Linked DNA regions of Mus musculus: region 2 is linked to region 1. The links are chromatin loops, found by intact Hi-C in ENCODE. Cell type or tissue: left cerebral cortex. All regions are shown on one strand. Each heading gives the region's core, and the rest is flanking DNA. Links, peaks and the distances in the headings are about the cores only. Region 1 holds the start of Gm52811 (a long non-coding RNA gene). Region 2 overlaps Sorcs2 (sortilin-related VPS10 domain containing receptor 2).

Evidence for each region. A loop is a pair of places that touch in the nucleus more often than their neighbours do. Peaks named below come from ENCODE experiments on the same cell type or tissue, not always from the same donor. Only the 100,000 strongest peaks of a DNase experiment are listed, where the experiment ranks them.
Region 2: a loop joins it to region 1, with 8 times the contacts of the local background. A loop is called at or near these places in 2 of 42 quality-filtered maps.

What each region holds. Positions count from the first base shown.
Region 1 is chr5:36,076,074-36,092,076 of GRCm38, forward strand. It overlaps Sorcs2 (sortilin-related VPS10 domain containing receptor 2), which reads right to left. Exons shown (of 27, transcript NM_030889.2): 4 at 1,801-1,965. Gm52811 (a long non-coding RNA gene) reads left to right here and starts at 8,910. Exons shown (of 3, transcript XR_003955892.1): 1 at 8,910-9,097; 2 at 9,200-9,431; 3 at 13,509-13,596. In left cerebral cortex, for the core only: a CTCF peak has its summit at 11,186; DNase peaks (open chromatin) are centred at 8,348, 9,756 and 11,136; H3K27ac peaks cover 2,045 bases.
Region 2 is chr5:36,206,900-36,222,902 of GRCm38, forward strand. All of the region lies in intron 2 of Sorcs2 (sortilin-related VPS10 domain containing receptor 2), which reads right to left. Among named protein-coding and RNA genes, the nearest start is that of Psapl1, 11 kb to the left of the region's middle. In left cerebral cortex, for the core only: CTCF peaks have their summits at 5,145 and 6,543 (motif pointing left); a DNase peak (open chromatin) is centred at 6,560.

The sequences.
Region 1 (16,003 bases), core at 3,543-11,542:
CATTCATTTAACCAACTTCAATCGATCCATTCATCCATCCATCCACTTATTTACTCACCATCTATCTCCCGCCCACATATCCATCCACCATCCTACTCAGCCAGGCATCTTTCCACTACCCCACATTCCTATGTACTAATCTGTTTGCTCATCTGGCTCCACCCCTGAACTCATCCATCTATTCATTATATATATATCACAGTCTATCCAAATCTATTCATCCATCCATCCATCCATCCATAATCTACCTATGGTGGTTTAAATAGGTATGGCCCCCAAAGACTTATGTGTTTGAATGCTTAGCCATAGAGAATATCTCTATTAGGAGGTGTGGCCTGGTTGGAGGAAATGTGTCACTGTGGGGTGGGCTTTGAGGTTTCCTATGCTCAAACTGTGCACACAGTGTGGCACACAGTCTCTGTCTGTTGCCTGCAGATTAAGATGAAGAACTCTCGGCTCCTCCATTACCATGTCTGCTGTGCACTGCTATGCTTCCCTCCATGGTGATAATAAACTGAACCTCTGAAACTGTATGTCAGTACTAATTAAATGCTCTCCTTAATAAGAGTTGCCTTGGTCATGGTGTCTCTTCACAGCAATAAAACCCAAACCAAAGCACTACCCATCTATCTAAAATCTATTCATCCATCTGTCCATCTATCTATCCTTCCCTATATTCATATATAATCTATCCATCCATCTCTCCATCCTTGCCTGTATCCATCTATAATCTATTCACCCAACATATAGTTTCAGAGAACACTTGATATTATTATAGTAAAATATAAATCCAATATACCTTCTCAGAGCTCAGCCCTAGTGTGTGTGGGCTGCAGATTGTGATCAAACAATAGCAGAAACATGCAATTGAATGTTAGCACCAGGGAAGGGGCACAGGATCGGAAAGAACATGAAGGGTGGGTCCATGCCTGTTGCATTTCAGGTACAGAGGTCTGATAGCCTGGACACATGCTGGCTTTCACACCTGTCCCTCTCCCAGGGGCTGATGAACAGCAGTTTCCGGTGGTTGCTGTCCAGGCCTTTGGGAGGGTTCAGATATGTACAGTCATAGACATAAGTACACCAAGCATGTCCATGTTTGCATGCAATGGGCATTCTAAGGACGGGCAGAGACTTAACCATAAAGATACAGCAATGCTACTTTAACCCAAGGCACACAGCAAACACCAGGACTAGGAAAGGGGGACCATTTCTCCCCAGAGACTCAGGGATACTCAACTTTAGCCCAGAGATACTAATTTTACACTTCTGGCCTCTAGGTCTGTAACAAGACACATTTTTGTCATTAAAACCTTTAAATCTATGGTCACTGCCCATCATGGATACAGGAAACCAAACGGTGCCCCTCCCTTGAGCATGTTCTAGCCTAAGGCAGAGGAGGGGAGGCAGAGGGCAAGGGCTTAGCATTATCTAAGACCTCCTTACCCGGCTCATAGGCCTCTGTGTGTCAAGGGCAGCTTACTCGATAGCCACAGTGTGGCAGGTACTGCATGTCTGCCACCAGGGCCAGGGACCCCTTCTGGGACCTTTCTCTTGCCTGTTATGTGGTATGGTGAAGGATTGGGAAGCTGGTTATTGTAACACACGCCATATGTGTGAGACTCCCCATGCTGATGCACAGCCACATGTGTGCAACAACAAAGGCAGAACTGAGGTTCACGCTCCCCAGCTCCAGCAAGGCTCTGCCTCATCACTTGGGGGTTCAGAGTCCCCTGACAGGAAAGCTGCTTCTGTCCCGATGTTCATCTGATTGGGTCATGTGACCTCACACCCCATTACCTTGCTGTCCTTGGTGTAGGCCAGCACCTTGTCCTCCTCCTTCGGGTGGAAGAGGAGCATCTCCACAAGGAAGGGGACAGGATACTTCTGGAACGTGGCGCCCTCATCAGTGCTGAGGAAGAGGCTCTGTTCCCGGTCACCGAGGGATGAGCTCACCAGGATGATCTGAAACACAGAATGTAAGACTGAAATCAGGGTCACTGTTAGGAGGTGCGTGCTCCATCATTGCCATTCCCTGCCCCCACCCCCACCCCTGAAGCTCCTCTGCAGGCGCTGTGGCAGAGCTGAAGTTTGACCTGGAATCCTGAAATTCAAGGTCTCTACTATAAAGAAGAGTAGGCTCAGGGGAGAGCTGAGACAGGTGCGGCTATCACTCAGAACATCTGAATGGGGATTAGATAGTACAGGTAATGTGTGAGATGGGGGTAATGGGGGTAGAGGTGCCTGTCTGCAGAAGAGAATGCTGTTAGGTTGGGTAATAGCCAAGATTTCAAAGGGGGATGAGGGGTTGACAGGGGTGGAAGGGCTATTGCATGGTCACTGCAGCCAGCTGACTAGTGTCCCCTGAAAACATGTACCTACATACTGACCCCCTGGGAGGGTGAGAATTGAGAATATGTCATGTCCTAAGATCTCCATGTTGTGTAAGCTGTGGGTTTGGAGCTGTTCTTTGCTTTTAAAACTTTATTTTAGCGCCAGGCAGAGGTGGCACACGCCTTTAATCCCAGCACTTGGGAGGCAGAGGCAGGAGGATTTCTGAGTTTGAGGCCAGCCTGGTCTACAGAGTGAGTTCCAGGACAGTCAGGGCTATAGAGAGAAACCCTGTCTCGAAAAACCAACCCCCCCAAAAAATCATTTTAGCAGCAGTATTTGTCTCTATTTTGAGCACAAACATGGGGGCAGGGTGACTGACTGTGGTGGGCATGTAAACAAGACCACCTGGTCAGCAAAATGACTTACTTCTAAAGGCAGAGAAGGTATCATTGTAGAGATTCACTAAAGTAAACTGGACCCTCGGAGTAAACAATGTCTTAAATCACAGCAAGAAAAACAGGCCAGTAAGTTATCAGACACACCAGACCTAGGAAAGGTTGCAACATCCTTACCTGGATGCTGTAAAGAAGAGGTTACCTGGTTTGGGGAGAGACAGGAGAGAGGGCCAGAGGGCTGGGAGAATGAATGGAAATCAGCTGGCAGGGGCAGAGGTGGGGGTATCTCTCAGATGTGCCAGGACCTGGGATGGGGAAGGCTCCCAGGAGTCTATGGGGATGACTTTAGTTGAGACCCCTAGCAGTGGGGACATGGAACCTCAAGTGGCTACTTCCTGTAGCCAGACAGGACCTCCAGTCCCAACCCATTCATTAAACTTTTGACTCAAAATTTGTCCTGTCTATAAGAAATGCAGGAACAAAGTTGGAGCAGAGACTGAGGGAATGGCCAACCAATAACTGGCCCAACTTGAGACCTACACCATGGGCAAGCAGCAATCCCTGACACCATTAATGATACTCTGTTATGCTTACAGACAGGAGCCTAGCATAACTGTCCTCTGAGAGGCTCTACCAGCTGCTGACTGAAAGAAATACAAAGACCCACAGCTAAACATTAGATGGAGCTTGGGAAGTCTTAGGGAAGAGTTGAGGGAAGGACTGAGGGACCAAAAGGGACTCCACAAGAAGACCAAGAACCAACTAAAATGGCCCTTGGGGGGCTCTCAGAAACTGAACCACCAACCATAGAGCATATAAGGATCAGACCTAGGCCTCCCCCAAACCCCACACATATGTAGCAGATGTGCAGCTTTGTTTTCATGTGGGTCCCCCAATAACTAGAGTGGGGGCTGTCCCTAAAGCTGTTTGTGGAAATCCATTCCCCTAACTGCCTTGTCTGGCTGTGGTAGGAAAGGACCACCTGCACAGGGTCGGTACCATGCACAGCGAGCTAAGCTTTCCCTCATCAACCATTCATGAAGAAAATTCCTCACAGGCCAGTCTTATAGTGGGCTTTTTCTTAATTGTGGGTCTATTTTCTCAAGTTAACGAAAAAGCAGGACCCCTACATATAAAGGTAGGTAGGTAGATATGTAGAGAAAAGCATTGCGAGCACATGTACACACACACACACACACACACTCTTCTGTGTGCACATGTACACACTCAACTGTTACCTGAGAGTTAATATTGTTAATTAAGATTGAAATAAAGAACCAGTATTCACCTTGAGCAGCTATCAAGGGAGTCACACTAGTTGGCAAACTGCCGCCAAAAGACTGAGGTAGCTTGTGACTTAAACACTAGTCAATGCATTCGGACATTGTAGAGAGACAAATATATGACCGTTTGTCTTCCTGATGGAGCACACTCACAACAGAGACATTACATGGGAATATGGTGACAGGTGCAGGACCTCAAGAAGAGGACATCATAGCTTTAGGGTAAGCTCAGTAGTAGTGTCTGTATAAGAGGGGACAAGGGCACAGAGATGGTAGCGCTAGCTGCTGGACACATGGAGCTGGAAGAGGCAGAGAAAAATTAATCCCTGGACCTCCAGGAGTGGAATCCAGGACACCCTCCCTTGAATGCCCAGCCCCACCCTGAGAGAGCAGCGCACACTCAGCCCCTGTCATACCCATGGTTAGCTGTGATAGGAGCTCTGCCCTGGGGTGAAGGGGGAGCCATCTGGCTTATGTTTGAACAACATGGATTGGGTTCTGCTGGAGGTGCTCCCAAGAGGCTCACAGGAGTGGGTCATTGGGAGACTCTGACAGCTTGGTCTTATGGGGACTGCCACATCCCTCTTTTCTATGTGCATACCATGCACCGCTGTGGAGCATCTGAAGTGACAGAAAACCCACAGGCTGGATGAGCACCCCAGGCCCTATGTTGCTCTCAAACCAGCAGATGAATGGGGATGGCTGGGATGGTCTGTGCCCCACACTGCATTCTGCCTCATCGAAGCTTCCCAAGGAGAAGTCACCCTGGCACTCAGCTTTGCGGTGGCCAAGGACCCTCAGGGAACCCTGCTGTGAAGCCTTCCCTGGGCACTGGGAAGCCACCTGACCCACCATCTTTTAAACTTCCTTTATGCCGCCAAATTCCCACAGACGCCAGCTCCTTTGGGCTGCTTGGGACTCGGTTCCACATCACAGACTAGTCAAGAAAGTTAGCTGAGACGCTGATGCCACACTGTGGGTCACAGAAGGGCTTCAGAGGTGAAAGGGGGAGTTGTTGAACTCCGCACAAGCCAGACCTTAGGGTCACTGGGCCAAGTCAGCTGGGAAAGGGACTCCAGCACACAGCATGCAGACATCGGGTGCCAGAGCCATTCGGCTCTGCCTCACTGAAGTACGTTAGGGCAGAGTGAGAACTGGCTCTCTGCCATGAACCCTCCAGTCCCCGTCTACTGTCTACTCCCTGATGGGAAGCTGGGACCACTGGCATCAGACCCCAGAAACCCTCCCAGCTGTCCATAGTTGCAGAAAACAGTCTACTCACACAGGCCGTGCCTTGGGCCCTTCTGAGTCTGGCTGCCCCGCCTCCCACTTGAGTTGTGACCTCTGGTGCAGTCATGGCTGACATGTAGTCACTTTCCTTCTCGTGTGTGTAGATGCAGGTCCTCAAGCGCGCACACACACACAAGCACACACACACACACCCCTCACTCTGGGCCACTCCACGGTGTAACTGTGTTGTATTCATAGAACTCTAAAAGGGAATTCTCATCCTCCTCTCATTCATGCTTGCTAGGTATGGAACAGGTACAGGAAGGGACCCAGATGTGAGACCATGCTCATGTACACATCATTCATCAGAAGGGGGCCAAGGTCAAGATCTAAACAACTGACATGCTCTGCAGGGTGTTATAGGAGGAAGGACACTGCTGGGTGGGGAGCTGGGCTGGGGCTGATTGGAGACCAGCACAGTTGAGGAATATGCAGCTTCCAGGGTGTGGGGCCCTGAGAGCAGCCTCTGTCTGGATATGGCTGTGACGGCCTTTCAGAGGTCAAGCTTATCTTGCGAGGACAATGATGGGCCCATGAGGCTCAGTGGGCTGCACAGCACCCTCTCTCTGCTCTACATGAGCCGATGATAATCCCATCATGCTTTCTTCCCTAGGAAATCCGATGAGCTTCCTTGGGACATTAATTAGTTTCCTCCTGCATGAAGCCCACTCTCTCTGTTCGCAAAGGCTTGGGAGGGACTCTGTGTAACAGGGACAAAGATATGTCGTCTGAGATGAGCCTGCAGGTGAGAAGGAGCTTAGTAACCCGGGGAAGGGTTGCAGAGTGGAGTGATGAAAGGATAAAGGGTGGGGAATCCCTGTGATTCCCCGTGTCACAGTGACTAAGTTTTTAGAAGCACGTGTCACTCTGCAGTGGCAAGTGTGTGCCAGTAAATGGGCTGAAGTGGTGAGTTAGGATTGCAGCTTTTGCTTAAATAAACTCATTTGTAGTGGTTCCAGACGTTGGCCTGACCAATATCATCTAAACACCACACTGGGCACAAGTGTCACTGGCCTCCTGGTTCTGTCCCAGGACCTTATAGCAGACACCATGGGATTAGATGTCAGGTCTCATTGGTTCCTGTCTGACGACATTTTAGGTTCCTCCCTGTGCTTTGACGATGTGGCAGTGGATAGGCACACAGATTGGTTCCTGCCGGTGTCCCTCCTGGGAGGCTCAGATGCTGAGTTTCCTACATCAGCCTGTGAGCTAGCAAAAACCACTGCAATGGTATTTGCTAGAAGATCCCAGAGAGAGGCACTGTCTTCAGGACACTGTGGTGCCTGTGTCCTGGCTGGCGGGTGACCCTCAGGCCCCTCTGCTGTGACTTGCTCTGCTGTCCTCTTTGTAGTGGGATCGTATCCTGCCTAGGTAGGGATGGAATTCTGCACAGAACAGGCCTCTCCCCCCCTGCTATTTACTTAATCATTCAGTTCTATCACCAGGGGATCATGAATATTTATTTTACACTTTGCATTGTAATTCATAAACTGTCTTGCTCAGAGCACCCAGCTGTAGCTCCCAGGACCTTTCTGTTCCTTTGTCCTTTCTTAGATCGTCCCAACTGTGTGTTGATTCCTGGACAAAAAGAGAAAAGACACAAGCCACCCAGACATCCTGTTTGGCTCACCTGTCCACTTGACATCCCTTTCTCCACCCCAGGCCTGAGATGCACGCCAATTGGTTTGGCCAATTCTGTGCCTAGAACCCACATGCTTCTCATTAAGGCTCTTTCCCATGATGCACGTGGCACTGCAACTGCTTGCTCTGGGCCTCCTGGTTGAACTTCACACTCTGAGCAACTCCTATTTTGTACCTCTGGTGACCATGGGCTCAGGGGTGGGTGGGCTTGGCAATTGGTCCATCCTGGGTGCATTGGGAATAGAATGTATGTATGAATGAGGGGATGTTGGCCCCACCTCCACCTGGACTCCCATGGGATCCTGCTTGTTTCTCTCTTTGGGAGAGCATTCTCATGAATATTCAAGTAGCCTAGAGGCCAACAGCCAGAGAGTCCCATTCACCTCCTCCTCCACACTGCTCCCGTTGCACGAATTAGTAAAGGTTCATTCGTTCACTTATTCACTCTTCTATGGTTGCTGAACCAGAGCGGGAAGGGGGCCTTCGCTGAGGAGGGGCACACAGGTAGCTATGCCTTGAATGGGTAGATTTGATTGGCTAACCAGGGTAGTGATGTGATGGACAGGGTTTCTAAGAGCGGGGTCTCTGGCCCAGCTCCCCTCTCCACCCCAGGCTGCTATCAGCCACCTCAACTATGTTTCTGTGGTAGACTGAGCCATTAGGCATCTTGCCTTTCTGGGTGTGTGCTGCTCCCTACATGGATGCAGAGGAAGATGGAGATAGCCCGACTCAGCCCCTGATGGATGCAGAGGAGGACGGAGATAGCCCAACTCAGCCTCTGGTGACTGAGACACTGGCCTTGAGCTTCCACCACGATTTGGGACCACATATCAAACCGAAATAGCTCTCTTCATACGTTCTGAGTGCAAACTCCCAGACAACAAAGCCCTACCTGCAGATGAACCCACACCAGTCAACCTGTGGGTAGGTAGGGTCAGGGCCTTCTTCTTACACCTGCTTATCAAACAGCTTCCTGTGCACAGAGGCTCTCTCTCCAGGAGACCCTCCCTGGTACAGAGTCAGTGCAGGTCCTTGGCCCGCATCCAGAATGGCCTGCACCGAGAGCCTTGTGGCTGTTTACGCTCTCTAGGGACATCTCCCCACAGCCTGGCAAAGCTGGGTCTATCTGCTCTAGCCATAACCCAGCCTAGACAACTCCAACTAACACGGAGTCAGTGCTGTGATTTCATTACTGATTAAGAGCTCTGGGCTTCGGCCACCATACCCTGAGGTGGGTCCAGGCCTCTGTCTAGGTGACCCTAAGGTGAATGCCAAGAACCCAGCAAGCTCACTGAGGTCTATTTTCAGCCTTAGACCTGGGAGAGTGAGCCAAGGAAAAAAGAAAGTGCTGACAAGGATGAGAGTTCCTGGGGCAAAAAGCAAATCAATTAGCAGCTCGTGGGCGGAGGCGGGCAGATTGCACTTCCAAATTGAGAGGCAGACTCTATTTTCAGTGGGGGTATTTTTACTACTTACTATTTTGGGGGAGACATATGGTACCTGAGCTAGGTCCTGGGGGCCTGTGAGGCTAGGCTTCCTGAAATCAGAGGTAACATGTTGAAACATGCTGTAGAAATATCTGACACATTCATTTGACTGATGGCTGGGCCTGAGCCCTAGGAAGGACTAGTAAGCTACAGGGCCCAGCACAGGGTCAGAGCTATGGGGCAGGAAATGGACTGAGGAGCACACACAACATACCTACCAAGGAACTGTGATTGCCTTCATTTCTCCAAGGCGATGCTGAGGCCAGAGAGGCCAAGGGCCTGGTGTATGGCTGCACTGACTTCTTGTTCCCCTGTACCACTCAACTAAAGCCAATGCCAATGCCAAGGGCATGGTTGCATCTGGAAGGCAACTAGCAAGCACCAGGGGTCTTGATACAGCAGAAGATTCTACAAAGGCCTTTCTCCCTACCCCGATGGCCAGATATGGCTTCCAGAAGTCTACAAGCCACCAAACACTGGGGATGGATTTCTGACCTTTCTCTACCCTGGTCACTGTCAGTGCACATGTGTCCTGAGCTCCTCTTGCAGCAAACCCCTCCTCCAAGGTACCTCTGTTCTCAAGGCCCGCAGAGACCAAGAGAGGACCTCTGTGTTCTGGAGCACAGGCCATGAGTGCTCCAGCTGCCCTGCTGCAGCAGACAGAAAGGTCAGTGCAGCCACACACGAAGGGCTTGGGGGCAGCTCCTGGCAGAGGTGGGGCACACTGGGTGGGTCTTGTGCTCCATCCTTGTTCCCTTGGTCATATCAGGAATACTGACTGCTTCGAGGTCTACATGTCTTCATCTGGCCTCCAGATTTAGTCCCGTCTCCTTCCTGTCTGCGGTGGTCCATGGGATACTAGTTTGAACCTCCTAGTTTGATATGCCTGTGACTGCTCCCCTCCAAGGCTTCCTGTGGCTTCCCTGCCCACCAGGTGCTGGATGTCACTTCCCTGTGGTCCACTTTCTGCCATGAAGCTTTCAGCCCATCTCTTCCAAAAGGTAATGTTAAACTCCTAACCTGCCCTAGTAACACACATCAGACTTCAGTCACTTACAGAAAACAGAAGAAAGTAAATGCCATCTTTGCTTGCCAGAGCCCTGTCTGGCAGCCCCATGGACCTTCCTTCCTGTCTCTCTATTATGTATACATGTATGATTGTGTATGTATGCTTACACACTCGTGTGTTGGGGGTTCTGCCAGCCTAAGCCTCAAGACTAGTATCACCTGTTTGCTGAGCCCTCCACCCCCACATGTTCCTGGCCAGCCAGATAGACCCAGCTGGGAATCCAGGAAGCTTGGTTTTGACTGCTGGAGAGGCAGACAGTGGCACCGCCCCCAGATCTGAAATTAGAACCTGCCCGAGTTTCATCTGAACCAGAGTGAGTCATGAGGAATGAGATTTCTCCAGCCCAATGCCTTTTCTTATGCCCCAAGACTTGCAGATGGGGGCTTGGCACCCTCCGGTGAGATCTCTGGAGTGGCAGGGGTGGTTATCTGTTTGGCCACCTCTGAGACACAGTGTACCTGAGATGCAGCCTTAGGTACACCAGAGGATGGGGCCTGTGGGAGCCAGGTGGGTTAGCTAAATGAGATTCAGACACAAGCAGCACACTGGAGAGGGTGGATGGGTGCTAACAATGCCTTGCAGTTGGGGTTCAGCCGCTTGGGTAGGGAATGAGTGACATGGACCACACACACTCCGACCTGCTGGCATGGGCAGATTGTAGGTGGTGGTATCATTAGCAGAGATCTGGACATGAGACGGGATGACTGGTTTGAGAAGATGATCAGGGGTCAGTCTGAGCCACTAAGGTTTCTATATCATACCCCGTGGAGAGAGAGAGCCTCAGGGTAAGGCCGGTAGGAAGCTGGTCTGGGGAGAGGACATCTGGGGACTACATGCCCACACCTGGGGCTGGAATTCAGATGTGGCTTGACTTATTTCAGGGAGGGTCATTTGAAATGTGCTTTCTCAGCTGTTTTGGAATGAGATAGTGTGACATGGAGAAGAACTGGCCAGGGTGCCACCCCATCCTCTTACCATCATGACGTACTAGAGCTAACTAAGAGCAGGGTCACTGGTCTCCCATAGATTCTCTGGGTTGGCCCAGGGCCTAAGAGTGTCACCAGCATCCTTCCCAGGACCAGCACAGGGTGAGAGGACAACTGGGAAAATGGACAGCAGTTTCCAGTCTTCTTACCCTCTGCCCTACGACCTTCATTCCAGCCTGTGACAGTCACCATGTGACCATCACCTCAGCCCATCTAGGCCTTCACTCCAGCTGTTCTATCTGCCATGTACAGAAGCCTCTGGTTCCCAGTATTAAAGTCCTTTCCCATGCCTGCTGTAGTTTCTGATGATGAAAAGATCTAGAACTATATTAGCAGTCAAAGGTCAAGATTTAGTCCATTCCCTTCGTCCTTGCTGAACAATGACCCAGACCTTTTCCTGTAGAACCTGTCTTTGGTCCTGATGTTTCTGACTTTCATCTTTGACCTACAAGATCCAGGACTTGGCTGCCTCATGATCATCAGCTCCTCCGGCAGCGTGAGCTTGCTGTGAGCTAGAGAATGCATTCCCGGAATCAAGGTGACAAGATGGAAATATGTGTTGGGACAGGATGCAGATGACACCTGTTCACAGCATGATTCCCAAGAGCCCTGAGCTCCCATTGTGCAGAATACAATCAGAACAGAGGATCAGAGCGCCCTCAGCCCCCAGCTAGAAACTGCTGTACTTTCTTAGAAATCCACCAGGAGCGCTTGCTGTAAGAGAAGAGTGCTCAGAGCATAAAAGCACTTGGTGCACAAACCTGATGACTTGAGTTCTATCTCTGGGACCACAGTGGAAGGAAAGAACGAACCAAGTTGTACTGTGGCCTCTACATGTGCATGGTGGTATACATGTGCCCACCCCGTCATCCCAGTAAAGAATAAACAAACATTCATCAGGAGCCAGCAGACCACAGCAAGACTGTCCATCCAGGAGCAGAGACACAGTTGTTCTTGCCGGGCACCCCAACTCTCCTTATTTGATATAATAGTTACTTTTCTATTGCTATTATCAACACCATAATCGAGGCAACTTGGAGAAGAAAACTTGGAGGTTTATGGTTTCAGAGGGTTAGAGTCCATGATGGCAGAGTCAGGTATGGCCACAGGAGCAGGAAGCTGAGAACCACAAAGCAGAGAGAGAGAGAGAGAGAGAGAGAGAGAGAGAGAGAGAGAGAGAGAGAGAGAGAGAGAGAAAGAGAGAGAGAGAAAACCAGAAATGCCACAAGTCATTAAACCCCCAAGCCCACTCCACTGACATACTTCCTTCAACAAGCTCACACCTCTTAAGCCTTCTTCATCAATAGAGGACAAGGATTCAAATGCCTGAGACTATGAGGGGGTGGGTTGGGTTGGGTTGGGGTAGGGGGTGGAATCTCATTGAAGCCAGCAAACCTGGAGAGGGCTTACTTCAGAGCTTATGAGTGAGGGGAGGGTGAGAACTGGGCCCATGGGTAGTGATTGACAGGATACGGGATACTGGGGTTGTGGAAACACTATATACAGGATTCCTGTTATTTATCTACACCAGCACCATGTGGGACCATCACAGTGACCAGGAGCACAACCTCTCACCCCCCATACCTGTCCCAATTCTGGGCAGGATGCATTCATAAACACAAACCTTAGTCTTTCATAACAGCCGGGGTGGGAGAATGCCTTTGTCTCTCTTCCAGACAGAGAAGCAGGAGCCTGGCGGGGGAAATGACTTGCCCAGGGTCACACAGTCATATGCTCTTACACAGATGCATGGATGGCTCTGTTTGCCGTGGCAGCCACCCAGCCTCTGTGCTAACACTGGGCTGATGAGCCCTCAGCGTTGATTTAGTAAAACAGCCACTCAAACACAATCACAGAATTGATTGTCAGCTAAGAGCTGGTTCAGCTTTAATTACTGACTTGACAATTGCTGAAATGCCAAGAAGTGTCCCTGGGCACACTTGTAAATTGAAAGGAAGAGGCACGCCTTTCCCTTGACCAGGGGCTGCCTTGAAACCTGGCACCTGATCGATAGTCATCGAAGAAGGCAGGCATAATTCAGGAGACATAAAAACAACTCACCACCCACATTCTACAGCCTTGATTTATGGCTAATCTTGTCAATAACATGAAGCTCGAGGCTGGGGTATTGTTGAGACCTCTGTTCTCTGAGGGGCTGTGCATGGAGGCCCTGGAGGGAATGTGGTTTAATTGCGTTTGTTTGCCTGTCTGAAGGCATTTCACAGACAATGCAAAGAAAACTATTCGCCTGGGCAGTGTGCAGAGGATGGTGAATCCTCTGGAGTGACTGTGTTTGCAAGATTGTCTTTTATCAGGACAGTTGTGTTAACTGTGTAAGATTAGATCAGTGAACAATTTGTTCATTCATCTGTCCTAATTGAACAGCAGAAAGGCAAGGGACTGCATGGTAGCACCGTTAGTGTTCTGGCTTTGCAGGGCTTGCTGAGCCGGGGTAATGGTGGCACTGTGGGAATGACAGGGCCTCTCAGACATTCTCATCAAATATTCACAAACCAGAGGCTAAGGTGTCATTGTCACCACTAGTCCAGGAGTGAGGCAGTCCAAAGTGCTGCCTCAGCTCGAGTGAGAGGCCATTCTGGTCGTTATCCCTGGAGGTGGATGATGGAGGCCTCAGAGCCAGTTGGCTTGCATGAGCTGGTCAGAGAACCCAGTGAAGATAGAGCTGAATGACCCACACAGCAGCTTCCTGTTGGCCTCACCACAGCTTCCTGTTGGCCTTCACTGGAGCTTCCTGTTGTACCTCACCACAGCTTCCTATTTGGTCCTTACTGCAGCTTCCCGTTGGCCTTCTCTATAGCTTTCAGTTTGACCCTCACTGCAGCTGTTTCCTTGGTTTCCTGTTAGGCTCTGACTTACAGCTTCCTGTTAGCTCCTTACCACTCTGTTGGCCCTCACTGCAGTTTCCTGCCTGACCAACCACTACAACTTCCTGTTTGGTTCTTACCACAACTTCCTCACCCCCTCAACTCCCCCACACCCACCTTCTGGTTTGGTTCTTACAGCAGCAGTGCTGTGAAGAGCAGAGAAGAACCTTACACCGGAAACCACAGTCTCCAGCCATAGCCAATACCCGAGTGACAAGGCAGTGGCACATTGAGTACTCAGCACGGACAACACAGGTGACAAAATAATCAGACTTGAATTAACACTTACTGTGTGTTAGGTCCCAAAGAAACCTGGGACCAATGGCTACTTGGGGTACCCGTTGGCGTCAAATCTGGCCACCAGTGTCTCCCAGCATAAGAAGTCCTGGCTCCTCTCAGCTCTTCTCACCCCTGCCCCCTGCCTTAAACCTTGACGCCTTTGGCTGATCTCTCCCTCATATCTATAAAAAAAACCCTTCTCCTCAACCATACCTAGGACAGTCCTGTCCTCAGGTTCATTCACTGTGTACCAGGACTGGATAGAATGCTTTCTGTGTCTTTTAAATGGCCCTCTGCTGAAGTAAGCCAGGTCTTGCAGACGTTCAGTTAAGTGTCTCTAAGGTCCACGTGATGAAGGCTTGATCCCTACCCTGTGTAGAAGTGGTGGGACCTGAGGGGGGGCTAGTGGGAGGAAGGTCACTTGGGGGTGTGACCTTGAAGGGGACATGACTCAGGCCTCTTTCTTGACATTTTCTCTCTGCTTCCTGGCCATCGTGGGGTCAACAGGTCACCTCTGTCACGAGCTCCTACCAGGTTATGCTGAGTCAGATCAGGTGTGCAGCAGCTGAACTGTGAGGCGTGGACAGCAGGACTGCGAGCCACATAAACTTTCCCTTAAGAAAGCAAAGATTTCATGTTGTAGCCCAACTTTTGGCTACGTTGTGGGTTCTATTTTCTTTCCTTCTCCACCCCTCTTCTTCTACCCTTTCAACCCCCTACTTCTAGGTAGGAGATTATGAAAGGATAGAGGGGGAAGGGGGCAACATTATCACTAGACTAATTCCTGCTGACTAGAAGCACTGAGTTCCTTGGGGAAAGTTTGACCTTCACCGTTAGGATATCTAATTTATTCTTTTCATCTCCTCACACATGACTACTTGACAAACCATGGCCTGCAGCGTTCAGCCACCAACCAGCCTACCAACCCTTTCCATTGGGGATCTAGCACTTATATACCCTGCTTAAAAGTCCCTAGAATTCCAAACATCACACAATTGCAGAAACTATCTGCATCTGGTAAAACAAAAACAAACAAAGAAACACACACACACCAAACAACAACAACAAAACATGCCTCTGCTCGAGCATGAGGCAAACTATAGTCAGCGGCTGTGGACAATCTGAAGCAACCCCACATCCCTATACCTGGAATTAAAACAAAAACATATTCCCATAGCATATCTCTCTCTCTCTCTCTCTCTCTCTCTCTCTCTCTCTCTCTCTCTCTCTCTCTCTGTGTGTGTGTGTGTGTGTGTGTGTGTGTGTGTGTGTGTGTGTGTGTTTAAAGAAACCAAAATTCTCACGACATCAAGTCTCTCAAGAGGGCAATGCTCAGGACCCAGAGACAGCAACTCCAATCCCAGGCACACTGTCATCCCTGGACCCGTGGCTCCAGGAGGTAAATGAGGAGGCAGTAACGCTAAGACCCAGCCTGCAGAAATGGGAAGGGTGCACACTGGGTGACCTTCAGCCCTTTGTGTCCATCCTTCCCTGAGCTGGAGAGTATGTTCAGCCCAGATCCTTGGCTTCACACGGCACAGGCTGGCTTGTGATAGGCACTGACAAGACAGGCAGAAACAAGCAACTCAGGACTCAGAGGAGGACTTAGTCCCATGCTGTCAGGCAGTGCTTGAACAAAACCTAAAGAGGCTGGATGGGTCAGGAGATCCATCCAGCAAGGTGATGGGGAGGGCACGAAGTGTGAGGAAGACAAGGCCTCTCGAGCTATGGAGAGGATGGAAGAGACAGGCCTGAGCCTACTGGGAGGAACCATAGGGAAAGTTCCAGGTTGCAGCTGTGTGACAGGGAAGCATCAAGCCACAGTGGCCTGGTGTCTTCTCTATGGCAAAGGCAGGGAATGAGGCAGGGAGATGGTGGGCAGAGATGGGACAGGGACAGAAATGGACTATGCTACAGGCCAGTTAGATCAGGACAGGGCAGTATCACAGATAGCTCAAATAATGGTGAGGATGGGAGATAAAACCTGAGTTTCTGCATGCACCAGCAGGCCCAAGCCTTATCAGTGGTGGGGTGTGGTCTCTCTGAGCTCTATTGTCAGTGATGGAGTATGGTGTCTCTGAGTCCATTGAATATTAATGGTAGGTTATTGATGCCTTGAGACATTAGTAGTGGGATATTCATGTCTGTATATTAATATCCAGTGATGGGGTTTTAGTAATGTCAACCATGGGGTTGTTGATGTTCTCATCTCCAGTGGTTATAACTGGTGTTCATAGAAAGAGATGGTGTGACTTCTAATGTTATCTTATAGTCCTTGAACATGACTGTGGTGGTGGCCACGTGTTTTATCAGTTCCTTCTCACCCTTCTTATTGGGAAGGGAATGGTGACACC
Region 2 (16,003 bases), core at 2,575-10,574, 130 kb after region 1:
TCTGAGGCCCACTCATCTCCCCAGGAACCTTGAGTAGACCCTCCTCTGTTCTGACAGTGAGCCAGAGGGACACTTGATCACAGTTGTAAGTGATATGCCACGGCTCTCTTGACCTGACATTTCCAAAGAGACATCACCAGCTACATAAGGCTGGTCTGCTGGAGACCAGGAGGTGGTGAGTGCCATGTCCGCCTTGTTTCTGAGCCCATTTCACTGCCTCTGACCCAGATCTACAGTGAGGGACGGGCAGAGTGAGGCCTCTCCTCATTCCATCCCTCTCCTCCCCTCAGCTCAGGGCCTGGAGACAGCTGTTGCCTCAGACCACTGATCAAATGCATTGCACATACACCTGGCCCTCAGGAGCCTGCCACAGAGCACACCTGACAAGAACCCCGCAGGCCCACTGCACACTGTTGGCGAGACACAGGTTTCCTACACTCAGTCTCCAACTGATCCACACTCTTGATCACCCTGCACCTTGTGGCTGATGAGAGAGGGACAGGAGGAGGGGTGTGCACGAGGGGTGACAGCAGCAACTTCCACGGGACCCACCAGTTCACCTAGTGGCCAGGGATGGCAGCTCAGCAGGGGGACAAGGACCAATCAGACAGCTTTGTATGCTGCTTGCTTCCAAAGGGAAGAGCTGCCATCCTCACCAGACACGCCAGTGGGTCAGATTCTGCTCGTGAGGGTGAGATGCAGGATATGAAGCGACTAGAGGTGGGGACCACAGTGCCCTGGTTAAGATGGGAGCAGGGGTTCTGTCAGGCTGCCCAGGTGGAAGATGTCAGAAACTTCTACTACACAGGCATGGGTGTCCATCAGATGCCACCATCAGACAGAGATCTAGATGGGTTGAAACTCTACCGGGGTCAATGGCTTCTGAATTTCTTGGATCCGGGTTTGAAAGGTTTGGGGTTAAGGATTTGGCACCTTTGGGCAATTTTCTAAAAACATCCTTCAAAATGGTAGGTCAGTAGCAAATATGGACCCAGTGGAGTTAGGTCCCAATGCGACAACCCAAGAGAGATGTCCTTGTGAGAACACTGAACCACTGTGGGCCCCTTCAGTGTCCCCCAATGGAGCTGACACCTCAGCCTGCACCCGTGAGAGCTTCAGGTTCCTCTATGCCGGAGGCTCCACAAAGCAGTCGAACATCCTTTCTTCTTCTTTGCAAATAATTTACACAAACTCCAGGCACTTCTGGAAAATTTAGAGAGCGGTCCATGAGGTGGCCCCTTCCAAAGCTGGTGCCCATGAGAGACCAGGGAAGACCCCATTGCTGTCCCCTTCCTCTACTGCCTGCTTCACCTCCTTTTCTCCAACAACATGGTTCTATTTTCCTGCCAGGAAGTGGCATCTACACACTTTGAAGACATAGAGCCCAAGGAAGGTAACTTGAAGGTTACCCTCAGGGAAGCTATTTGTGCTGGAAGGTCCCTTCCAGATCTGGGTGGGTAGGCCCCCAAAAAAACAAGGCCCCAGAATCATTGCAGGCTCTAATTTACCTGTTCACCTGCTTCCAGGTGTTATCCAGCTCCCAGATTCCAGAGTCTGTACCCTGGGTGTGGGAGAGAATAGCAGGTCCTTACCCCAGGGGCCCCTCAAGGATTTCATGGCCTGAAAGAAGTAGTTTTCTATATACCCGGCATGGAACAGCAGCCAAATACCACAATCAAGGGGGGCAGGTGGGCAATGAGATCATCTGTCCTATCTGGAAACCACAGCACAGCCCATTTCTCCTGTGTCCCAGGGGAAGGACCCCTCTGCTCCTCCAGAGTACTGGAACCATGATTTAAGGGTTTCAGTTTCCTACCTATAACCGAAAAACAATGGGAGCAAGTGGGGGCATGTGTTCTAATATCTCTAAAACCCCCAAGTGTCCACAACCCATCCCAAGAAGGATGTCCTTATGAGGTCACTAACCCACCACCGATCCTTTCAGTGTCACCCATGGAACTGGAACCTCAGGCTGAACCCATGAGAGCTTCATGTGCCTCTATGCTGAAGGCTCCGTAAAGTCCTCTGCTGGCCAAAGCAAACATGCCTATAGGTTGAGCTGGGCCCCTCCACTAGCTGTGGAGGAAGGGGTGTGGCCCGGGCATCTTAACACCCAGGTGCAGCTGGAAAGCCTTGCTGTTGCCTGTGAGCTCTCTACCAAACTGGGAGGGACTAGACATGATTGAGCTTCTGACCTGAGAGGGTGACACACATCTTAAGCCATTTACTTAGGACAGCAGAAATAGTTTCAGAAGACAAGGGAAAGTCACACCACTTCCAAACCAGTTTCTCAGGGTGGCAATCCCTAGGCCACAAAAGAAAGGCCCAAGAAGAGCAGAAAGAGAGAGTGACTTTTTTGTAAGCAGGATTCTTTCGGACCTGGATCCAGTGATTCTCATCTCAAGAGAGAAGTTACTTGGGACACTGTCCAAGGCCATCCAGGCCAGCCCCCTGGGATTCTAGAAGCTGCTATCATTTTACAGTGATCTGGGGTCAGGGATTTGGGGAACACGACAAGCCTGAATGCCTGCTAGCTGCCAAGTTGGCTGAAAGTAATGCTGGCATCTGCAGGGATGAAGCAAGCCCAGGGAGGTCCATGCAGTCCTGGAATGGAGAAGCCACACCTGAACCAGAACATCTGGGTTCCCTAGTTCCCCTAATTGGGCCCAATTAGTCCACCCAGGACAGCACCCATGCCAGATTTCCAGAAGCTTCTACAGAGACCTCATGGCCTTGATTCCCTCAAACCCAGATTACAGCTCATATCAGAGGGATGCCCCCCCCCCCACACACACACACGGGTAAGTGGGAGGCAGATAACTCTGGAGGGCTTACAGGATCTTGAAACAAGATCACCTGTCCCGGTGCCTGCACATGACACGTCAATGTCCCAGGCACTGCTGACCTCTGTTGAGACTCTTTTAGGGAAAGCCAGGCCAGTATGGAGTTTTTGTATGACAGTCGCAGGTATTCATGCTGAGGGTTGCATGCCAGCACAGACAGCCACTCCTGTCACCAGGAGCGGTGTGATCATCACAGTTGGAGACTTTAAGCAAGCCACCAGATCTTTCCTTATGACCCCTTCCTCCCTCAGCACAGAGAACTGTGTATACCCAGGTTCCATAGCTCTGAGATCAGGATAAGCATCTAGGAAGGGCAGGCAAAGACATGAAGTCAACAGAGAACACATCTGGGGACAATGGGCTCCCAGGCCCGAATAAGTGAGATGGAGAACTTCCCCATAAGCCTTTCTGCCCAGAGATACCCCACTTCTTGGAGCTTTCTATAGGGTATGGGGAGCCAGAGATTCACTAACAGAACATTCCAGAACCAGGCACCCAGAACCAGTGTTACCATTTTCCAGGCCAGCATCTCAATATCCACCACCACACTCACATGGCCAACGAAGATATAAGGGCTAGGGAGGGTGACAAGCCAGGAGACCAAAGCTCTGGGAAAAGCTGGAAATGTTCCATTTGCTATGTCGGGCCAGCCATGCCCTCCCAAACCACTGCCCACAGACTCCAGAGCCCTGAACAGCAGGGAGCCACTGTGCTTCCACAGCTGTGGAAAGAGGGTTAAGGCAACGACTCTAATCCAGTCCGTATCTGGGAACATGCCTTATCAGCTTGAAGCTGGCCATGGTAGGGGAATTCACAGTGTTGACACTGGCCAATACTATACACTGCGGGTGGAGGGTGTCCTACTTTTCTAGGCCTGCTGGCTGCCGTACACTCAGAAGCACCCCACTGTTCTCGAGGCCCTGAGACACGAAGAGCCACAGAAAGCACCATGCCCAGAGGAAGTCAAGGGACACCCAGGCTTCCTGAAAGTTGCCCCAAGCCAGGTGTGGATCAAGCATGAAGGCTGGGTCATCCAAACGGAATAGACCAGGTTAGCATCTCAGGTTGAAGATGAAGGAAGGACTCCATTGCTCAATTTTCCATCAGCAGGAGGTGTGCAGGGACGGGGGCGGGGTGTGCGGGGAGGGACTGGGAAACAGTGGTACTAGCCCACAATCTATACTGGTAGCTCTCAAAGCACAGGGGGTGGGGATGGGGGCGATGAGATCTGGGGGTGGGATGTGGGGGGTACAGGACTGTCACTGTGAAGGGTGGTGTTCACTCAAACCTGCTACTTAACATGCCAGGCAGATGAGCCACATACAAGGAAACAATGCCAACAATGACATTTGAAAGGAAAATGACATTAATATAATGTCAAAATAATACAAAAATCTTAAGGATTGTATGTAATCCCAGGAGAGTGTGAGGAACTCAGCGGAGAGAAAACAACAGGGCGGGAATACCTCAGGAGAGTACCTCGGGAGAGAGATGCTTCAGGTGGAGCCTGCAGGCAGCTCTGGGAAGGCCATTCTGCTGGAAGCTGACATGTTAGACAGGTTAGAGGGCTCAGGACAGAACTGAGCTGGAGCATAGATGGGGAGTGGAGGAGGAGGGTGGTGGGCTGGTGAGAGCAAGAGAGGGCCTGGCTTTGGATGGCTAGCCAGGGGCAGGAGGTTGAGGCCCTAGTGGCTATGTCCAAGGGTCACATGGACTTCTGAGTGAGATGGAAGCCAGGAGCCAGTTCCAAGCGGGGCAAGAGGAAGGGTTCTGTTCTTTAGAAGTTGGGCTTAGGGGCAAGGTGGGAGTATGGGGACCTCACCATGACTAGGGCAGGTGCCCTGGTGGAAGTTTTAGGGGCTGGACAGGCTGAGATGTAGGAGAGATGGGAGTCTGAGCATACCACATAGGAAATGTGACCCAATCCCAGCTGTGACATATGGGCCTCTGCAGAGAAGCAGCTGTACTCGTGCCCCAGTGCAGGTGGGAATTCTGAGCAAAATGGACAAAGACTTCCTTCCATGGGGCCCAGAGTCAGTCCACAGGACACTCTGCTTTGCACGTGGGTGAACATACGGGGGCACCAGACTTGATTTACTTCTCCAGCTCTGTGCTGACCTCTGAGCCACGGGATGAGCACAAACTTCAGTCCAAACAGGCTAGCTGGGTTCCCAGGCCCCTTCCCTACAGGGAATCATCGCTGGAGCCGTGACTGACAAAGGCAGACAGAGAGGGGGTTACCAGACTAAGGCAGGATTTCCTATTTCACAGCAAGTGCTCCCTCTACAGCCAAACAAGGCATGTGGGAAGGAAAAGGTTCAGGCTACTAGATCTTCCTAAGGGAATGGAGGGGGTTTCAGTCCTCAGGTAAGGAGGAAGGAGATGGGGCAGAGCAGGGATAGAGGATAGTGGAAGATTGGTTACACCAGCTTGACACAGAGAGCCATCTTGAGTAGGTCTGTGGTGTACCATGCACACAATGTAGGGCAAGTAGCAGAAGGTAGCATGGGCTTGGCTAGAGCTATCTGCCATGTTGTCATGTGTCCTCTAAAATGCATGTGTTGGGATAATGATGGAGGCCCCCAAGGTGGCACTGGCAGCTTTATAAGGAAAAAGAAGAGATCTATTCACACATCTGTTCTGTCTTGACATGGAAGGCTGGGACAATGCAGTGGCCCTCATTGGAGGAACATGTGTTGGAGCTATACTGTGGCCCTTCAGTTTCCAGAACTCTAAGCTAAATAAATCTCTGTGCTTTGTAACTTATAGTTTTGGGTATTTTGTTACAACAACAGCAAACATGCTGAGATACAGCAGGTCAGTCCCATCCTGCCCTCGACTTCACCAAAAAGTAGTAAGAGATCAGAAGGGCAGCCAGAGGTCAAGCTGTCCTCTGCTGCCTTCCTCTCCAAGTGACCCTCTGGAGCCTGGGTACAGGAAACACTGTGATTCCCCCAGTTTATAGGAGACAGAGGACAGGAAGGGCAAATCAGAGCAGCTGTCTCTACAGAGGTGATGGGAACATGGTGACAGGAAAGGGTTGTAGAGTAGAGGTTCTGGATCCCTTGGGAGGCAAGACTGTGGCTCAGTCTCCACATAGTGGAGAGCAGTGTTGGGCCTGTCACTTTGGAGGTACATGCCACCCCACAGAGGGATCCACAAGAATTAGAAACCTGGTCCCTCTGCCCCATCACTGTAAGAAACAGGAGTTCCTCAGAGACTGATAAAGAATGGTGTCAGAAGCATCGAAGCTGGGCACTGGCCTATCCATTCTACATCCATTAATTGGACTCCCAATCCAAGGCCATACAGCCATCCTCATTCCATAGACAAGGGATCAGAGACAACTAGCAGTTTTCCTAAGGCCACACAGCTTATAAGAAGCAGAATAAGGATTTGAACTCAAAATTTCACTCTGAAAGCCTGGACTTCTGACTCCAGAAGAGATGGAGAAGTCATGAATGGGCAGGTGGAATAGGGTTAAACTGTCCCCTTTGATCTCACAAGCCTACTGCTTTCCACAGGCTCCAGCCAGCAGTCCTGATGGGGACCCAAGTAGAATTTTAAATCAAACGCAGCATGGGTGAGGAAGGTTCTGAGCAGCGGAGCCTGCCTGTGTAAGAGAGAACCAGGCACCAGGCCAGAGAAGACTCCTACACAGAGGGAAACAAAGCCAAACAGAAGCGATGGCAGCCATCTGCTGGTGAAACATTTCAAAGTACAGGTAGCCCCCTGCTCTCCTCGGGATGGTGGGCGCAGAGGCGGCAGGTGGCTCAGTGCCAAGCCTGTGAACTACTTAAGCTTCATGTGGCATCGCACATACCACACAGGCCTGGCAGGTGGCGAGTTCTGAATTCCGACACACTCCCTGGGGTGCACTGCTGTGAGCTTAGCTGGTGAGCAGGTTCTAAGCTACAAGGCAGTGGCTTGGCAGAGGCAGGAAAGGGTGTGGGGACGGGTGTACACAGGACCAAAGCCACCTTCCAAGGTCATGCTTGAGTTCCTGTCTCCTGTGTCCCGTGACACCTGCCTCTGGTTGGACAAGGGAGAACTTCTTGAAATTCTCCAGGTCCTCCAATGCCCATTGGCCTTCATCAACAAGACAAGAGCCCAGGACACTTTGTCTAAGCTCGTCCTGGGTAATGGGGTCTGGGTGTAGCCAGGCCTTGTGCATCAGAGGTGATAGGACCTTGTAGAGAGGGGGACTGTTGCTGTCACCATGTGCAGATGAGAATTTTGGGCATTGAGGAAGACATTTCCCAGTGTTCTACAGTCAGCCCATGGAGCAGCCAACTTCACACATGGGCCTGCTGAACATGATATGCACAGTGCCACAATGGCCAGGTGGCCATGGCAAATCCATCCCCAGGTGCATAAGATCTTTCTGATCCTCCCTTGCACTGGGGTACACAGGTGACCCAGGCTGGGCTAAGAAGCAGGACCTCCCATGAGCTATCTTTCCTGTGTTCTGACCTCCTCTGCCTGATGCAGGCACTGACTGGATGCCCAGACCTAGTCAGGGGTAGGGAGTAAGTAGAGCCACAATACAGAAGGAACCTGGGTCCATGCCATGCTTAAAGGAGAGCTGTCAGAGGACACTGGCTAGTAACTCTCCTAGTCATCTTTACATGCATACCTCAGGGCTGCTGGGCTACAGTTACCTGTACTGGTACAGCATGCCATGTCTGAGCCTAGCTTCTATGCTGCCCACCTCTACCCTACCCTTCTACCTCAGTCAGGCACCAGGGGTGGTGCAGACAACCTCTCACTGGGGAAGGGTTTACAATTCTCAGTTGCAGCATGTCCTTCACAGTAAGTCCAAAGACAAAGTGTGTGGAGAGTGTCTGAGATGGGAGCACTCTCCTGGGAGAGATCAGCCCCTGCATTCAAACAAGGGCTGCAGAGAGTCACACCCCCCCCCCCTCACCCTCAAAGAGGCTGAGAGAACAGTGAGAGAAACTCCAACGAGTCAGGCAAGGCCCAGCCATCCCTGGTCCGGACTCAACACAATGGTGATGATGGGATCACTAATGTAAGTCTCAAAGGCCACCCAGGCACCTCTACTCCCCAGCAATTCTCAGAGTTGGCCCTGACACCTTCAATGTCTATGGCCAGATGGTTCCCATAAAGAAACCCTGGTTAGTAGAAAAACCACCCCAGGATTGAAACCATCCCAGCTCCTTTCTTTGCCATTTGGACCCCACTGTACTATCCCTGGACCCCAAGACAGTCTCAGAAGCCTGGAAATAGATTCTTTTTAAAAATATTTATTTATTTTATGTATATGAGTACTCTGTAGCTGTACAGATGGTTGTGAGCCTTCATGTAGTTGCTGGGAATTAAATTTAGGACCTCTGCTCACTCCGGTCAACCCTACTTGCTCAGTCCCTGCTCACTCCTGCCCAAATATTTATTTATTATTATACATAAGTACACTGTAGCTGTCTTCAGACATACCAGAAGAGGGTGTCAGATCTCATTATGGATGGTTGTGAGCCACTATGTGGTTGCTGGGATTTGAACTCAGGACCTTTGGAAGAGCAGTCAGTGCTTTTAACCGCTGAGCCATCTCTCCAGCCCCTAGATTTTTCTATATACCTCTATGGACCTCTCCTTCATACCTCAGCCATGATGGAAGTGATGGCTTCAGTTAGTTCCTTCCTGGTGTTAAATCCATTTGCAATGATTCTCTGTCTGTACACAAACCCTTGCTCTGAACCCAGGATTTTCTTCTCTGTGAGTTGCTTTACCAATGAAACATACAGAAAGGATGCTATACAAGTTCTGAGCCTGTGTGTTTCCACCTTCCTGATCCCTGTTCTGGGGCTGTGTATGAGCCCAGGCTAACATGATAGAGGATGAGGGTCACCTCTATCATGCCATGTGCTGCAGCAAGCTCAGAGCTGATGGCAACAGGCTTGCTTATACAGAGCCAAGGTATGATGGCTAACATCCATTTTCACCTCAACAGGATCTAGAATCACCAGAAGCCACAATTCCATGCATGTCTGTGAGGCAATTTCCAGAATGATTTAACTAAAGGGAAGACCCATCTTACCCATGGGTAGGTAACACCGTTCTATGAACTGAAGCATGGGGCAGAGAAAAATGGGGAAAGTGAGCTGAGCACCAGCATTCCCCCCTCCTCTCTCTCTCTCTCTCTCTCCCTCTCTCTCTCTCTCTCTCTCTCTACTCTCCCCTCTCTCCCTCTCTCTCTCCCTCTCCCTCTCTCCCTCTCTCTCCCTCTCTCCCTCTCTCTCCACTCTCCCTCTCTCCTACTCTCCCCTCTCTCCCTCTCTCCCTCTCTACCTCTCTCCCCACTCTCCTCACTATCCCCACTATCCCCATTCTTCCTCTCTCCCTCTCTCTCCACTCTCCTCTCTCTCTCCACTCTCCCTCTCTCCACTCTCCCTCTCTCCCTCTCTCTCCCTCTCTTCCCACTCTCCCCTCTCTACCTCTCTCCCACTCTCCCCACTCTCCTCACTCTCCTCACTCTCCCCACTCTCCCTCTCTCCCCACTCTCCCACTCTCCCACTCTCCCCACTCTCCTCACTCTCCTCACTCTCCCCACTCTCCCACTCTTCCACTCTCCCCACTCTCCCCACTCTCCTCACTCTCCTCACTCTCCCCACTCTCCCCACTCTCCCACTCTTCCACTCTCCCCACTCTCCCCACTCTCCCCACTCTCCCCACTCTCCCTCTCTTTCTCTCTCTGTTTCCTGACTGTGGATGCAATGTGACTGGCTGCCTCGTGCACCTGCCACGGCTTTTCCACCATGAGGGACTGTGCACCCTCAAACTACAAGCCAACGCCAGACCCTTCCTTTGGTTGCTTTGTCACATATCACAGCATTGAGAACAGTTGCTAGTGAAGGTGCTCGGGGTCAGAGGCCGCTGTCCACAAGCCGGGTTTACAGAACCATAACTGCTTTCCACCCTACCAAGCAAGCCTTCCTTCTGCCAGGAGACAGCCACCCTAGGAAGAGTTATCTTCTTATCTAAATGGCCCTTCAGTCTCTCGGTTCCCCAGTAACATCAACAGCAGTCTCAACAAACCTGCCACATGTTCAGACACATCAGAGTCCCAGACCCCAAACCCAAGCACGCAGGAGAGAATGACCATGCCCAGGCACGTAGCCTAAGCAGACTCCAAGGCACAGGGTGATGCACACACAGGGACGGTGCTACAGCTCTGAACATTCCACATCTTTTTTACCTTAGTGGGAATTGAAAGTGACTCAGACATCCAAAACCAAGACCTTGGTTAAACAAACGATACCTTCTTTAGATCTGGGTATATTATACAGCCATTAAAAATAGCGGCTGCGAAAACATGCCAGAGCATAAGAAAATGTTTAATACATAATTCCTTTGGGATTCAACATTTATAAAACATGTATATATTTGCATCTTAAAAAGTCTGGAGAGAATATTCATCTTGGATATTAATAGTTTTAATCTCGTGGGGCGGGGCTAACACAAGGATTGCATTTATGCTTCATCTATTTTATAGTTTTTAAGAGTTCTGTGGTAATCACAAGTTATATTTAGCAGGGATTTTCTTTGTGGAGAATTTTCTAGAGGGAAATCTGTCAACACTCTTTCCAAGGTCCTCCCTAAATGATCATAGCTTTACCCAGTGTCCTGTATAAAGGAGCAGAGAGGTCTGAGTGCTGAAAGCCAGGGTGACACCTTGTGGGTGTTGTTCAGTTCAGTAAGACTCCAGACTCACTTCTGGCCTGAGACTCTGCTGGAGCAGAGAACACAAGAAGACCAGATCCTAGGAGGCAGAGGGTAATGACACAGGGAACATATAGCTGACTGTCATCCCAGTCCTGGGAGTAGCGGAGGCACTGACCACTCAGAGTGGGATGTGGGCCTGGGAAGGGCTTCTGGAGGAAGAAACAGAGGCTGCAGGGAGGCCCCAGCCCAGGGGTAGGTGATAACAGTAGTAGACAACTCCAGAGGGGGAGGTCCCAATGTCCAAGGAGGGTTTGAGCTCAACTCAGGCCACCAGGACCTTTTCCACCAGTGCTGTCTTCTATTCTCAAAAGAGAATCTAAGACAGTCATTGTATGTGGACCTAAGAGGTGGGGCTCATCTTCTGGGTCAATTGCCATCATAGTAGGAGAGAAGCCATGGCCCCTATACCAGGAACCACTCCAGGCAAAAACTACCAATAGCATGCTTTTGACCTGCAGGCCAGCTTTCTCCTGGGAGCTCTTTCGTACATGGAATGGCCATATCACAGTATAATTATCACTGTAGGGTGGCCATTCCAGCACACCAGGTCAAATATTGGGAATCTGTAGGTTGAGGAGGGATGAAAGAAAGAGAGGCATCTCCAAGGCCAGGGTAAAGTCCATGAGACTGAGTGTCAGGTCAACTAAGAGGCTATGTTATAGGCCTGGCCAGAATAGGACGGCACGATGCTGTTATTACCCTCAAGAGCCAATACTGCCCTTGGTATTTCTCTGTGATGTAGTTTAGGGTAACTGAACAATTGGTGACTACTGAAACTTGGCAGAGGTTTGCAGGAGGGCCATCCATGGGGATGAGGAGAAACTGGGCTGGGCACTGCACAGGTAGAGCCATCCTGGGAGAGAAAACAATCTTCTTCCAGGATGTCCTTCTTGATAGCCACCCTCTCTAATAGAGTGACATGTTTAGAGCTTCCCTGTTTTTCTAAGTCTCATGTCAGTGAGGACTATATCACACTGTCATGGGTGGTTTCCTCATCCCTATCCCTCTACTTAGAGTCTTGGGTACCACTCACAGTCGACTCTAACTGAAAGCCTAGATAAATGGATGACGAACAGATGAATAATGAATGCATGGGTGGGTGGGTGGATGGGTGGGTGGGGGATGGATTCCTGGATAGTTGTAGGTAGGTATACATGGTGAATGAAAAATCATGAATAGGTTAACAATGGGTGGATGGATGATGGAGGATAAAGGATGAATGAATGATGCATGGAATGGAGGATGAGTGGATGGACAGTAGATGGATTGGTAGATACAAGATGATAAATGGATAAGTGGGTAGATGGATAAGTGGAGCAAGCATGTATAGGTAGATGGATGGTTGAATGGATGATGAATAGATAATGATATATTAATGATGGCCGGGCAAGTGGAGAATTCATAAATGGAGGATGAATGGATAAGGGAATAGGTGGATGATAATATAGGTATAGATGTATATTTGATGATAATATATGAATGAATTGATAATAAATAGATAGATAATGAATGAGTGCATGGATAGGTGAGTTGATAGAGCATGAATGATGAATTGATATTGCCTTAGTTACTTCCCTGTTGCTGTAATAAAATACACTTACAAGAGCAACTTAAAGCAGGAAGGGCTTATTTTGGCTTACAGTTCCAGGGGAATACAGTCCATAATGGAGATGAAACTGCAACAGGCAAGGAAGGCCTGGTGGAAGTGGCAGAGGCTGCCTGGTCACACTGAATTCATACACAGAAAGCAGAGAATTAACAGGAAATAGGGACAAGTGTTCAGACAGGCCAGCCAATGAGGGACATTTCACATTCAAACCACATAAATGGATGGTTGAGTGAATGGATGGAATGGAGAATGGTGGGTGAATGGTTTGGTAGATGGATTCATGAATGATGGACAGTTATACAAGCAGTTGATGTGTGGAAGGGTGCGTGAGGAAACAGATGGTGAATGGGTGATAAATAGGTAAAGAGATGATAGAGCGGAGATGAATGGAAAGGTAAGAGGGATGGAGAACCATAGGTAGAGGAAGAGGAAAGGGGTGGGGAGGAAATTTAGATGGGTGGATGGGTAGGTGGATGGATGGATGGATGGTGGATGGATGGATGGATGATGGATGAATGGATGGGTGGATAGATGGATAAGGGGCTACAGGGGACTGAGAACACAGAAGGGTGTCTTTGAGTTTTCATAAATTTCATCCCTGGTTGGTCTGTCCCTCAAGGTACAATACAGTCTGGATTCCAACTTAGCCTCCAAAGTATTGGAATTACAGGTGTATTAGGCCCACAATTGCTGCTTCGTATCAAATGATTATTTATTGACTAGGCTCAAAAGCTTCCAAATCAGGGACTCTCTTTCGATCCCTACCTTCCCTGAGGCTTGAGTTTAACTCAGCTCTCTGTAGGGAGGGAGCTCATGAGAAGCCATGAGATAAAGCCATGGGGGAGACAGAAGGGATCTCTGACCCCTGAACAATTCGCAAACATTACAGACACCGTCTTTGTGACAAATGTCCTCTCTGGGATAAAAGCCATCTTTGTAATAGCTGTGGGAAATGGGTCTGGGTCGAGCCACTGGGATCCTTGGACAGAAAGTCCCTGAAATCACCAGGAAGGACAGGGACTGAGCAAAGATCAAAGCCAACTTCTTTGTGCATACACGCAGGCCATGCCAAAGCCCAGCAAGGCACTGAAACACCAGCCCAGCGTCGCAAGGCTGGTGCCCTCCAGATGCCACCAGGCCTCAGCACACTGCCCTTCAGTACTCCTCTCTAGGAGCTGTGGCTGCATTTACCCAGCATTCCCTGCTCTCAAAGAGCCATCAGCATCCCATGCTGTGCCAGTTCTGGATCTGGGCCACTGACAAATGCACGGTATTCCCTGGGAGTCACAGCTGCCTCATGGGCAAGTCCAACACCCTGCCTCCAGCTCTCTCCACCTCTCCTTTGGGAAAAGCAAGCTGGAGTATACACAACATGGCTTCTGCCTCCACAGAGGACACACTCCTCTTAATAGTGAGGAGTGTTGGGAGCAGTTGTCCCAGCTATAGAGTTTCAGAGTTCTGATCCCTCCCATGCGGCATTCACAGATCATGATATCGTGGCACAGTCTGTGAAAATATACATTGGGTGCCATTCAGGGGCAGAGCATGTGCTGTGTGTGTGTGTGTGTGTGTGTGTGTGTGTGTGTGTGTGTGTGTCAGGCCTGGGTTCTGACTGTGAAAAATGAGGTGTGAGGGAGATATTATGGAGAGATGGAATCAAATCTGATTTTAAACGCAATGCCATGCCGATGCAATGATGTCACAGGGAAAAATCTCAAGCCTCAGGTCTCTTGGAACATGAAAGCAAACGACAGAACAGATTGCCAAAGTGTGCTTTGTGGAACACCGCCTCAAGACTTAATCAACACAACAAAAGGTACAATAAAACAAAACGTGAGCATTTGCATTTAGATGTAAAATAAAAAAGAAGCGAAAATTAAACAAATTAATGGCAATTAGAATTTTTTAATGAAATGAATAAATATGAAAGATTATGAGATGACGGAAGGTGGAACGTTGCTTGGGACCTCAGCATGGGGGAGCAGGCTTCATTCAGAAAGATACTAAACAGTCTCCTTAGACTTCCTTCCTGCTGAGTGTGCCTACTAGTGTGCACAGCAGGGTCTTCCAGAACTGCTCCTGCCTCCTGTGATACCTGATTCCCACGCTCCTCTCTCACCACTGCAGATGACCCTGTGACCTACTCTGGCCCAGGAAGTTTCAGCAGATGCCACAGAGCAAAATGCTGGAACAGGCTCCGGTGGCTGCCTTGCCTTGGGAGCTTCAGTGTCCCTCACGTAGCAAATGTATCACGGTGGTCTCTGTCCTGTCCCTGTCATGGTGATGTGTACCTGGAGAAGGCCCAAGGCAGCAGCTTGAAGCAGGGTTTCCAGTCTCAAGTGGACCGCTCGCCATGCCCTGCCTGAAACAAGCCACCAACAGTCAGCCCAGGGCTCTGAGCTGTCTAAGTTAGGCACCGGCACACTCCTGAGAGACACACCACACCACAGCATTACTATCAGACAGAACATTGGTGCTTAAAGACTTAACTATGGCAAGATAAAGCATGCTTAAGAGAGAATGTCTTTGTGGGTATTGACAAGAGGAAGAGGCCCCAGGCTAGAGATGAGGGGACATTTAGAAGAAATACATCTTGACATTTGGGGTCCTAGAGATGGCTTGGTCCCCTTTCAAGGAAAGGAAGGGATGACAAAAGACTTAAGCAACTTGACAGAAGCAGGGGTATACAGCAGTGCCTGTGTCATACAGAGGAGACCTGTGACCATGAGAAGGAACATACCATCTCAGGAGGGCATCGAGTAATGGCCCTATAGCCCCTGAATACAAACAGGCAAGGTCTGATGATGTCAAAGATTTGCAGGGGTGAGTGACCCCACTGGCAAGCTGGCAAGATAAAGAGAGGAGACATCAGGCAGCCCTGCCCTATATCTGCCTGGAGAGGCAGCCCAGGGGGTTCACTATGGCTCCCAAGCTCGCTGCTAACCCTGACTGGAATACCAAACTCCCTAGGCATCAAGATCACCGCTCCATAATGGAGAACGCACACATCCGAGAGGATCCACATGCAACGTGAGGAAATTACCAGAATGAAGTCGAGAACATAAATCAAATGCCGGGAGCGGGATGATGCTATTCATATCAATTTTTAAAACAAGCTCATGTTTGGTTGTCTGATTACAGAGAGTCACGCATTGTCCTGAACCAATATAAATTGTGATTTATATGTTGTCGTATGTGTTTAAATTTCTGCTTTATAGGTAAGCTATAAAGCAAACTGGAATGGTCCACCCCAAGCTTAAGATGGAGATTGCTTCCAGGTAGACGCTGGGGAGAGGGGTCGGGGGCGTAGCAGAAGGGCAAAGGGTGAGTTTCATCTGAATCTATTGCTGTCTTTAAGAAAGTGTGACCTCTCCTGCAGAGAGGGAACCATTTAACATCTATGAACTAAGCTGGGTGAGGCCCTGCTGTGATGAATAGTGACACCCTGAATTCCACTACCTTCCTGGGGTGTACCTGCTCTCCCATCTGCTGACCCCAGGAACACACAGGACATCAGACTAAGTACCTCAGAGGTAGATTAGGAGGAACGGATGGAGATTTAATGTGCACTAGCCCGCCTCTGCCACCGCTCCCCAGGCTGGTGTTTTACGGCATTCTGCACTTTTCTCTATATGTCAAAGATTCCATAATTAAAGAGAAGCCAGGGGAAAGGGATGCTCTCCACCCCCGACAGAGAGGACAGGTTCCAGCCAAGCCTGGAGGGGAAGCCCGGATCATCCCACTCCAGTGCCACTGAGGCTGCTCCTGGCTGCCTGTGTAGCAGGCCCCAAGGTCTCATATACCTGTG